Linked DNA regions of Homo sapiens: all the other regions are linked to region 1. A link is a contact called in ENCODE Hi-C or POLR2A ChIA-PET data. All regions are on one chromosome and are shown on one strand. Each heading gives the region's core, a stretch centred on a gene start or an enhancer-like site at or near the end of the contact. The rest is flanking DNA. Distances are from core to core; before and after follow the strand shown. Region 1 overlaps CSAD (cysteine sulfinic acid decarboxylase). Region 2 holds the start of SPRYD3 (SPRY domain containing 3). Region 3 overlaps EIF4B (eukaryotic translation initiation factor 4B).

The links. A loop is a pair of places that touch in the nucleus more often than their neighbours do. ChIA-PET counts read pairs that join two places held with the same protein, here RNA polymerase II (POLR2A). Pooled maps may share reads with other maps.
Region 2: a map of tibial artery shows a loop between it and region 1 (4-fold over the local background). The contact joins the promoter of SPRYD3 here to the enhancer-like site in region 1. A Hi-C loop is called at or near these places in 15 of 168 maps with a recorded cell type or tissue (CD8-positive, alpha-beta T cell, GM12878, HCT116 and 11 more), 14 of 37 single-sample maps with no recorded cell type and 19 of 50 pooled maps. POLR2A ChIA-PET finds 5 or more read pairs at or near these places in 17 of 52 experiments (A673, AG04450, CD4-positive, alpha-beta T cell and 12 more).
Region 3: a pooled map shows a loop between it and region 1 (2.1-fold over the local background). The contact joins two enhancer-like sites. A Hi-C loop is called at or near these places in 1 of 50 pooled maps. POLR2A ChIA-PET finds 5 or more read pairs at or near these places in 3 of 52 experiments (A549, AG04450 and GM10248).

What each region holds. Positions count from the first base shown.
Region 1 is chr12:53,157,179-53,160,970 of GRCh38, reverse strand. CSAD (cysteine sulfinic acid decarboxylase) reads left to right here. Exons shown (of 17, transcript NM_001244705.2): 13 at 127-208; 14 at 652-851; 15 at 1,033-1,084; 16 at 1,259-1,348; 17 at 2,287-3,308. The coding sequence ends at 2,460. Among named protein-coding and RNA genes, the nearest start is that of ZNF740, 22 kb to the left of the region's middle. RefSeq lists enhancers at 917-1,544, 1,918-2,418. Within about 2 kb of position 1,455, at least 5 of the 41 ENCODE cell types and tissues checked have a DNase peak (open chromatin) inside an H3K27ac peak, as active enhancers do; they include Panc1, ascending aorta, prostate gland and 1 more, where a contact is called at or near this core.
Region 2 is chr12:53,077,536-53,081,268 of GRCh38, reverse strand. SPRYD3 (SPRY domain containing 3) reads left to right here and starts at 1,879. Exons shown (of 11, transcript NM_032840.3): 1 at 1,879-1,958. The coding sequence starts at 1,936. RefSeq lists a silencer at 1,899-2,178.
Region 3 is chr12:53,036,771-53,040,402 of GRCh38, reverse strand. It overlaps EIF4B (eukaryotic translation initiation factor 4B), which reads right to left. Exons shown (of 15, transcript NM_001417.7): 11 at 2,781-2,994; 12 at 1,992-2,047; 13 at 1,060-1,165; 14 at 701-773; 15 at 1-260. The coding sequence ends at 180. Among named protein-coding and RNA genes, the nearest start is that of TNS2, 11 kb to the left of the region's middle. Within about 2 kb of position 1,704, at least 3 of the 41 ENCODE cell types and tissues checked have a DNase peak (open chromatin) inside an H3K27ac peak, as active enhancers do.

The DNA.
Region 1 (3,792 bases), core at 206-2,705:
TCTTCCTGATGCTGGGGTGAGGGTGAGACCAAAGCCCCTTTGCTGGGGACCTGGAAAAGGAGGAAGGGCTCTGGTTGGGCAGCTGGAGGAGGAGCCACTGACCTGCCTTTGCTCCACCCCATCCAGGGCTGACTCTGTGGCCTGGAATCCCCACAAGCTCCTCGCAGCAGGCCTGCAATGCTCTGCACTTCTTCTCCAGGATACCTCGGTGGGTCTGCCCCTGCCCCTGCACCAGCCCCACCTCTCTCTGGAGCTCTGCCTTCTCTATCCCACCTTAGATAAAGTTCAGGCCTTTCTCTATTCTCTTTACCATCCCTTCTGAAGCTGCATCTCAGCTACCACCCTAACCTGTATTAGGCTCCTTCACTCCCCCAGTGGCCTCTCTTAAAAGAAAAGTTTCCAGCTTGAAGTTGGAGTCAGAGGTATCCTGGAGTTTCTAGCTTGAGGTTGCCATCAGAGTTTGGGAAGAACCCTGGGTATTGGGAGGAAACCCAAAGAAAGGTGTTGGAGCCAGCAGGCAGCCGTCCCAGCAGTGCCATCTGGCTCCAGGGAAAGAAGAGGGTATCCTGAGCTAAGACCCCCACAGTGCAGCCCTGGAGGAAAGCCTCGGTGGAGAGGGTAGGGTCTGACAATCTCCTCACCCCCACACAGAACCTGCTCAAGCGCTGCCATGGGTCCCAGGCCAGCTACCTTTTCCAGCAGGACAAGTTCTACGATGTGGCTCTGGACACGGGAGACAAGGTGGTGCAGTGTGGCCGCCGTGTGGACTGTCTGAAGCTGTGGCTCATGTGGAAGGCACAGGGCGATCAAGGGCTGGAGCGGCGCATCGACCAGGCCTTTGTCCTTGCCCGGTAGGCGGGAGGAGGTGGGGGGTCGTCCCTGTTCCCCTCTCCTGGGTCCATGCCCCTCCCTCTTTCCTGCTCCCGGGATTACTTTTCTCTCGGTCTCTCTGTGGCTCATTCTACGTGGGCCTCTTCTGTCTGGATCTCTGCTTTTCCTCCCCGCCTATGGTTTCTCACTCTCTGTTCACAGGTACCTGGTGGAGGAAATGAAGAAGCGGGAAGGGTTTGAGCTAGTCATGGAGGTAGGACCCCTTTCTATTTTGTGGCCCCTGCCCCAGCCTAGCTCTTTTGCAGCCCCCAAGCCCCAACTAAAGCCCTAGTGGAGGGAAAAGGGCAGGGAGAGGGGAAAGGGGCAGGGAGAGGGAAAACGGTCCCCCTTTCTCAGCTCACACCTTCCTCTTTCTCATTCCTCTCAGCCTGAGTTTGTCAATGTGTGTTTCTGGTTCGTACCCCCCAGCCTGCGAGGGAAGCAGGAGAGTCCAGATTACCACGAAAGGCTGTCAAAGGTAGGCGTGCTGTGCTGCTCTCTTTACCCGTTAGGGAGCTGATGCAACTGATGCGCTTCTGCCCCCTGTTGGCTGGGAGTGGCATGGCAGGTCTCCTTGCTGGTCTCTTGCTCTGAGGCGTGGATGCTCTCTTTTCGGTAGGGGTGGGGATGGGGAGGAAGGTATGTTTCTGGGAAGTAAGAAGCAGCGACGTGTGTTACAGGAGAAGTCAGAGAAGTCACCAGTGTGTAGTACACAGAGCCTTGTGCTGGCAATTGGGCTGGGAACTCAGGCCCAGGACAGATATGAGGCAGAATGATCATGGAAAAGCCTTATTACCCGTGCTAGGGACACAGCAACCCGAGAAAGCCAGTCTAGAAGTGCCATCTGGAGGCGAGGAGCTGTGTTATATCCTGGTCCCTAAAGATAGAGTGGTACTAGGTGCTGCAGATGATCTGAAAGGACAAATGTTCTTGCCCTTATGGAGTTGTTATTATAAGGCAAGAGTTACCTACTTGGAAGCAATGTGTTCAAGGCAGTGTTGTAAATTACTTGCTAGATCACAGGGCACAGATTAATATTATCAAAAATATTACAGGAATTAAGAGAGGGGAGAAGAAGGTGTTGACTAAGGCTTAGATGACCAAGGCTTGAAGTTAGACTAAAGCAGTGTTAGGAATCAAGAGAAAGTCAAGATTTGGCAGAAAATGTCCCACAGGACAGATTTCTTGGAGACAGGAGAAATGGGGAGAAAAGCAGAAGATAGCGAAGGCCAAGCAGGTTAGATATGACAGAAAGGTAAACTGAGGCCAAGGTCAAGGTCTGAGCAAGGTGTGCTACCCCCAGAAGGTGGCTGGGTGGGAAGGAAAAGCACCTCTGGAAGCCTGGCAGGACAAGAAGCCAGCCTACCTGTCAGCCGACCCAGGCTGCAGCTGGAATCTCTCTCCACCCTTCCACAGGTGGCCCCCGTGCTCAAGGAGCGCATGGTGAAGGAGGGCTCCATGATGATTGGCTACCAGCCCCACGGGACCCGGGGCAACTTCTTCCGTGTGGTTGTGGCCAACTCTGCACTGACCTGTGCTGATATGGACTTCCTCCTCAACGAGCTGGAGCGGCTAGGCCAGGACCTGTGAGCCTTCTCTGTCTTGCTGCCGGCCTTGATACCACCCCTCACCCGCAGAGTCACTGCATTCCCTCCCAGCCTTTGAGGCCGGGTGCAGTGGCTCACGCCTGTAATCCCAGCACTTTGGGAGGCCGAGGCGGGTGGATCACTTGAGGTCAGGAGTTCGAGACCAGCCTGGCCAATAAGGTGAAACCCTGTCTCTACTAAAAATACAAAAATTAGCCGAGCATGGTGGCCTGTGCCTGTAAACCCAGCTACTCAGGAGGTTGGGGCAGAATTGCTTGAACCCAGGGGGCAGAGGTTGCAGTGAGCCGAGATTGCACCCCTGCACTCCAGGCTGGGCAACAGTACGAGACTCTGTTCCAAAAAAAATAAAAAAGAACAGCCTTTTTAGGCCACAGTGACCTGCGCAATGTTTATATGCTTTGACCTACTAACTTTCTCCTAACTAAATATTTGATTTTAGGAGAGTGTTTAAATAAATTACAGTATGTCTATATGATGAAATGTTATTTTGCCATTAAAATTTTGTTTACAAAGATAATTTTTATTGACATAAAAATAACTTTAATGTAATTTATGTTGAAAAAGCTGAATACAAGTCTTTATATAGAGTAATATTTGAGCTGTGTTCAAAAATACATAGGAAAAGACTGATAAAATGAAATATGGCAAAATGTTAATAGTTTTCCCTGGAATAGGATAATAGGCAATTTTAAAACAGACTCCTTTAAAAAAACAAACAAACAAAAAAAACATAGACTTCTTTATATCTTTTGAGCTCCCTCCCTTTTATTATGTAATGAATATGTGTTGCTTTTGTAATAGGAAAATAATAAAGTTAAAATTTCAACTGCATTCTTTTGGTATGTTTTTAAAATTTATTAACATTCAACCGGCCGAGCACAGTGGCTCACGCCTGTAATCCCAGCACTTTGGGAGGCCGAGGCGGGTGGATCACCTGAGGTCAGGAGTTCGAGACCAGCCTGGCCAACATGGTGAAACTCCGTCTCTACTAAAAATACAAAAATTAGCCAGGCATGATGGCTGGCGCCTGTAATCCCAGCTACTCGGAAGGTTAAGGTGGGAGAATCGCTTGAACCCAGGAAGCGGAGCTTGCAGTGAGCTGAGATCACGCCATCGCACCTTAGCCTGGGCGACAGAGCGAGACTCTGTCTCAAAAAACGAAGCAAAACAAAACATTCAATCAAATAATGAGGATCTTTATTTTTTTTTTTAAACAAGATGTGGCCAGGTGTGGTGGCTCATGCCTATAATCCTAGCACTTTGTGAGGCTGATGTGGGAGAATCGCTTGAGTCTGGGAGTTCAAGACCAGCCTGG
Region 2 (3,733 bases), core at 630-3,129, 80 kb after region 1:
GTTGTTTATTCAAATACATGTAGACACCAAACACAAATTACCAACTGGGTCCTGAGCATGCCAATGGATGGAGAATTCGCCAAAAAGGTGAGCCCCACATCTGGAACTTAAAGGTGAGGAAATCCCGAGTGGAATCACCAACCATCAGTAACAGTTTGGAAATGCCTTCTTCTGCCATTTCTCTCCATGTCTGACCCTAGCCACCTAGCTAGTTAGTTTCTGGAATGAGCCCTGGTCTGGGATGAACATGACTCTGGCAGCCTCCTAAGATTGTCCCTCTCTGGCTGCCTTTGGGAAGAGCTGAGCTCAGTGTTGAGGTATTTTCATAACACAAGAAGAGGAGCGGAGGAGAAGCAATGAGGGAATCAAAAGGAGGTGGAGATGAGTTGGAAGGGTAGCTATTCAGAACTGAGTCATCCAGGGGCTGGAAGGGAGCTAAAAGAACACATACTTCAATAATTCTTGTTTAGGGATGAGAACACCAAGACCTTGACCTTTTAGTCACACAGAATTGGGGCTCTAATCCGGGTTTCTCTGTTTCCCATCTCATCTATTCCTATCACCCATTGCCGTTATGCCGAGTGGGCACTATTCACGGTATGCGAGCTGATGGCTTTCCTGGCACTCAACACGTTAGAGTACCTAGTGTGATAAGAATAGAATAGTCTGGGGTCTGAAGGAGCTCACAGTCTAGCAGAGACGGGTCTACACACACAAGTAACTCCAATAACGAAAGCAAGACGGTAATAAGTGTTATAAATGGCGGGGGGCGGTGGCTCACGCCTGTAATCCCAACACTTTGGGAGGCCGAGGTGGGCGGATCAAGAGGTCAGGAGATCGAGACCATCCTGGCTAACACGGTGAAACCCCGTCTCTACCAAAAATACAAAAAAAATTAGCTTGGCGTGGTGGCGGGCGCCTGTAGTCCCAGCTACTTGGGAGGCTGAGGCAGGAGAATGGCGTGAACCCAGGAGGCAGAGCTTGCAGTGAGCCGAGATCGCGCCACTGCACTCCAGCCTGGGCGACAGAGTGAGACTCCGTCTCAAAAAAAAAAGTATTATAAATGAGGTGCTACAGAGGAGAGGAATCTTTTCCGTCCAGAAGAGAGAGATATGGTGATGGGAAGGGAGCAAGGAAGTCCTCATCTAGGAGTCCAACCCCCCAGAATGGCAGGTAGGCACTCCCTAGTAGGTGTTCAATAAATATTCGTGTCTTCGTCCCTTCACATTCTAACCCCAGTCTAACTTTCCTTCAGCCTACCAAAGCCCTGTGTTCCTCCACAGAATGCCGCTTCGTGCCACTGTGCCTTCTGCATCCCCAGTTCTCTCCTCCTGGAATGGAATGTTCTTGCCAATAATGAGCGAGCGGTGCCATGAAACAGAGCTCGGGAGGGTACACAGCATAACAGTTAAGCGCGCAGGCTATCGAGGCCAGCCTTCGGCCCATCCGTAAAAAGGAGATAAGATTTATTTCATAAGGCTGCACCGTGGATTAAATGGACATTCCGGTAAAGCTTTTATTTCAGTCCAGCGCGGAAGGAGGGCTCAAGTAATACTCGCAACGTTTGTGCGAGCGTGGCCACCTTCTCCGCCCGTCCCGTCTCCCCGGCGCCGCTCAAGAGCCGCCCCCTGTCCGCCTCAGCGGCGCCCAGGCACCCAGCAGCGTCCGCGCTGCCACGTCGCCTTCGCTCACCCCAGCAACAGCCGGGTTGACCAGACCGGGGCCCTGAGCTGGGTACCCAGGGCACCGGGCCGCGCCCCACACCCTGCCTGCGCCTTCCGATTGGCTCCTGCAGGTGCCCGTCGTCAGAGGCCGTTGCTGATTGGCTTAGATGGGGGACGGGGCGGGCCTCTAGGAGTGAAGGAAAGGCGGGGACCCGGATGTGTGTGGTGGCGGCGGCCGAAGAGCTTGTGTGCGGAGCTGAGAGGCCTATGGATGAGGAGGACGCGGCGGCCCCGGTAGGCGGGGATCGGGGGCGGGGTCCCGGAGGCCTCGTATCTCCCCGGAGCCTGAAGCGGAAGGCGGGGGTCCTGGGCGGGGGCTCTGGGGCCAGGGGCGGGGCCCTGCGCTCTGGTCACTGGGCTTCTTCTGTTGCTGCACCCTCGGCCCAGTGCAGGGCCTGGGGAGACTGGGCGTAGGCACACGGATGGGCTGGGGCCCGGCTGCTCCCGGGTCTCATCTCAGTGATCAGGCCGTGCCCGGGGAGGAGACAGGGCCCAGTAGGGCCGCCACTCGCCGGTGCCAAGACTGTGGGGTCTGCGCAACCAGCATCTACCTGGGGTTGAGTCCTGGCTGAGTGCCCGGGAGTGGAATCTTAGGGCTGTCTGTCCCACAGGTGCCTACTCTTCTGGGCCACGTGGTGGGTTGTAGCTACTGCATAAGAGTCGTAATTTGCGTATTGGGATCAAATTCAGCCCAGCCAAGGCTTACTAAGCACCTACCGTGTGCAAGGCAATGTCAGGCCTCAAGAAAACCCCTGTCCCAGTGTTTAGGGAATGGGAAGAGAAGAGTACTTCACCTCTTTCTCACTTTTGGCTCCCAGGAAAAATCATTCATTCATTTATATGTAGGGACTGATGGTTGTTTAAATACCTGGATCATCCCACCCCCATCCATCGGCGCTGCTACCGACTTAGTGGATGTCATTTCTCATGTGAACTGCTGCAACAACGTCTGAATTGTTTGCCCACATCTGTTCTTGATCCTCTTGTGATCAGTTCTCCAACCAGCAGCTGGAATGATCTTTAGGAACTGATTAAGATCGTGGCTTTTTTTTTTTTTTTTGAGATGGAGTTTCTGTCACCCAGGCTGGAGTGCAGTGGGACGATCTCGGCTCACTGCAAACTCCACCTCCCAGGTTCAAGCAATTCTCTTGCCTCAGCCTCCTGAGTAGCTGGGATTACAGGTGCGCACCACCACGCCTGGCTAATTTGTTTGTATTTTTAGTAGAGATGGGGTTTCACCATGTTGGTCAGGCTGGTCTTCAACTTCTGACCTTGTGATCCTCCCACTTCGGCCTCCCAAAGTGCTGGGATCACAGACGTGAGCCACCAGGCCCAGGATCATGGCATTTTTTTTTCTTTTTTTTTTGAGACAGGGTCTTGCTCTGTCAGCCAGGCTGGAATGTAGTGGCACAATCAGAACTGACTGCAGCCTTGACCTGCCAGACTCAAGCCATCTTCAGTCTCCTTAGTAGCTGGGACTACAGGTGCATGCTGCCACACCTGGCTCATTGTTTTAATTTTTAGTAGAGATGAGGTCTCACTACGTTGCCCAGGCTGGTCTGGGTCCTGGCCTCAAGCGATCCTCCTGCCTCAGCCTCCCAAGGTGCTGGGATTGCAGGCATGAGCCATCATACCCAGCCAATCATGGCATTTCCTTGCTTACAACCCTCCAGAAATTTCCATCTTGGAATAAAATCCAGAGTCCTTACCATTTCATTGTCTGTAGGGCCATGATCTGACTCCTGCCTTATTCTCATCTTGTACATTCTCCCTCACATTCCCTATATACCAGCTGTCCATGCCTTTTTCTGTTTCTCTACCATGCCAGCTCTCTTCCATCCAAGGACCTGTGGCTGCCCTTCCTGCCTGGAATATGCCTGGCTTGTCATGCCTAGCTCCTTTTCAACTCAAATGTCACCTCCTCAGAGAGACCGCCTCTGTCCACTCTATCCACTGCCTCCAGATTCTTTATCATATCACCCTGTTCTTTTCTCCACTGCCTGAAATTA
Region 3 (3,632 bases), core at 455-2,954, 120 kb after region 1:
ATACTTTAAAGGCTGCAGCAGCATGCAAAATAATTTCATTTTTTGTTTTTAAAAAAAGGTAAGAAAGGTCTTCAGGAGATGGTGAGTTTTATTTTGTCTTGTCTGGATAGAGGTTTTGATTTGCTCTCGAATGTTCCAGGGTGGAGAGAAACTAGGAGAAAAGCACAGGATGTAGAGGTCTATTCGGCATAATCTTCTCCCTCATTTTCATCTTCACCATCAACAGAGAGAGCAGCATACTTGCTTGCAGAACTGAACTTCTGTAACACAACGAGAGTGACAGGATAATGAAGGCCCTGAATTATCACATCAAAACCCAAGACACAGGATACTGATCCTTTGGCAATGGGGGATGACAGTCAGATGACACCCACTTGCTTGCTCATCAGCATTGTCCATTGGAGAGGAGCTAGGGAAGAGGGTCAGAGGCACATGCGATCTTACTATAGTCTCATACCACCTCTACACCTTGCAGAAGGGATGAGAACAAAGGAAGACAGAAACCAGGAAAAAGCTAAACTTCTTTCGCTATTTCAGTAAAGACCAATGTCTTATTTCCAAACACTTTGTATTCCAAATGGAAAGAAGTCCAACGGCAAAAAGTTTAGAATACTAAGAATTTTTAATTCTTAGTAAGAATACTTAGAATTCTAAGAATTTTTCTTAGAATGAAAAATTGGGAGCAGCCTTCAACACTTACGGAAGCTGGATTTTCCTCAGGTTTCTTTGGCTCAGGTGCAGATCTGGAGTCTTGATCCTTTTTGCCATCTTTCCTGCAGAGACGTAAGCATAAAACCATGTCTTTAGGAAAGGACTCGCCTAATACAAACATGTGTATGCATGCAGTTTCAAGGCACTGAACAGGCACCTCTAGTCAACAGTCCTTGTTGTCTGGATGATGTATTACTTCTAGATTTTCAGAATCTTAACTGTCTACGTTGGCTGACTTTAGTTTGCTCACAATGAGCGATCTGGCAGTGCTCTGAGAACCAAGAACTTAATTTCTTAATTACACAAACATGTGGATCAGAGGAAAGATGAGAAAGAGAACAAGCATACCTATCTGACTCCTTCCAGTGGTCTCTGTTCCCTCCGTCGCCTGGACCACGGCTAGAGTTCCCAGTTTGGCCTTTTGGGGCATTCATCCCATCTACTTTATTTTCATCTGCTTGGGCAGTAATGTAAACAAATTAAAGGCAAGTAAAAGTATCAATGTCCCTCTCCTAAGATTTCCCTTAAGCTGAAGAAAATTGTGCCCACATGTACTGAGGGAAACTAACCTCACCCCAACCCAGACTTCCTTCCTGAAGCCCTTCTTTCCACATCCTCTACAGCACACAAAAATACAAAAAACAAACAAAATCCACTAAAAAGTTCCATGTAGGGATATGCCATCATGAAAAGCAAGCTGGAAATAAAGATTATGACGCTCTGTAGTGACCTTGGTTAATTTCCTTCCGATTTTTTTCTCCCCGTCAAAGAAATGTTCTACCAGGAAAGGGCAGGGTTTCATACTTTCTCCAAAGAGGCCACTCCTCCCTCTACTGGCAAGAAAAGGTAGATAACCCAATAATTCTTTTTTTTTTGAGACAGAGTCTTGCTCTGTCGCCCAGGCTGGAGTGCAGTGGGGCCATCTTGGCTTACTGCAACCTCCGTCTCCCGGGTTCAAGCAATTCTCCTGCCTCAGCGTCTCCCGAGTAGCTGGGATTACAGGCATGTGCCACCACACCCGGCTAATTTTTTTTGTATTTTTAATAGAGACGGGGTTTCACCATGTTGGTAAGGCTGGTCTCAAACTCCTGCCCTGTGATCTGCCCGCCTTGGCCTCCCAAAGTGCTGGGATTACAGGTGTGAGCCCCTGCGCCTGGCCAACCCAAGAACTCTTAACACGGTATCAGGTGCGAGACACACTGCTCTTCAAAATCTAATTTTGGAGGCCTTTTTATTTAGGCTTCTAGGTGAAAAACCTATTTCCCATACTATGAGCTCACCTTTCCTTCCTGGTCCTTCCTCAGATGGTTGAGCTGGAGCTACTTTTCCCCCACCACTAGAAGGAAAACAGGTAATCACATTCATCAGTTGTTTCAGGGAGAAAACAACCAAGAAACATAATCATCCTCCAAATGCAGTGGGTAAGCTTTATAGAAAACAAAATCATACTCAATGTTATGGAACATTAAAATATGGGAAAGATTACAATGAAAGCAGTAATTTGAACACTAAAGTGCCATATGCTTTCTAATCATCACATCATGCAGGATTAGTATTGCTATTTTCTTTTCTTTTGGAGTCTTAACTCTGTCGCCCAGGCTGGAGTGCAATGGCACATCTCGGCTCACTGCAACCTCCGCTCTCAGGTTCAAGCAATTCTCCTGCCTCAGCCTCCCGAGTAGCTGGGATTACAGGTACCTGCCACCACGCCAGGCTAATAGTGTTGCTATTTTGCTTACAAATGAGAAGACTTAAGAGAAATGAAAGGAAGTTACCCCCTACCATACTGCCAATATGTGGCAAAAGGGAAGCCTCTGACTTACAGTATTTGCAGATTTGTGCGGCATTAGTACTCCCATCATAGCTGATTTCAAGCTATCAAAGTGGTGGAACTCCAGAAAATGGAACAACTAGGTCTTATGAGCCAGTTCCAGCACACTAAGAGACTAAAGCCAGCATAACTTATAAGGTGCTATACAACGCTGGCATCCCGTAGGAGATCTTCCATCATTACATCACAGTATTTTAGAATCTGCAGTTAACCAACTACTGTTTCCAAACTGACTCACCTTGTAGGGGACTGCTGCTCTGTGTCTGAGCTCTGAGATCGAGCAGGAGGGTTAGAACTTCGCTTCACCCAAGCATTCTCCTTTGGTGGAGGGGCTGGCATTACCTTTAGGGGCTGATCAGGTTTGGGAGGTTTAGAAGTTGGAGAGTGGCAATCTTCCTCCTTATTGAGTGTTTCATTTTCTAGAGACTTCTCACTCTCTCTCCTTCGTGCATCTGTGAAGCCAGAGTGAAAATATCAAATTATCAGGCTGCAGATGCTCACGCATCTACCAGGATCTCAACAGTGTGGAAAATGGTCCACATCCAAGTTTTGGCTCCCAAAGATGGATTTATCCCTAAACCAGTGGTTTACAAGTATTTCCAGAACAATGTCTTACTGATGCACAGAGAAATAGAAAAAATAATGACCATGTATACAACTTAAGGGACACCCAGCCATGTGACCTTTTTAGGAATGAGTATCCTTTACAGCCTTTCTGCATTCTCAATGTTAAAAGTGTCTTGACCTGGAGAATATACATATGTGAAGAGGACCTACAATGAAACCCCAAACTCTAGTAACCACTGCTCAACTTCAGCTTAAAACTCAACACACATGGACTATGATGCAATCATATTTATGAAAAACCACCTACTGGCTGGGTGCAGTGGCTCTCGCCTGTAATCTTAGGATATTGGGAGGCTGTTGGGGGCGGATCGTTTGAGCCTAAGAGTTTCAGACCAGCCTGGACAACATGGTGAAACCCCAGCTCTACAAAAAATAGACAAATTAGCTGGATGTGGCATGTGCCTGCAGTCCCAGCTACTAGAAATGATGAGGTGAGCTGTGATCATGTTGCTGCACTCCAGCC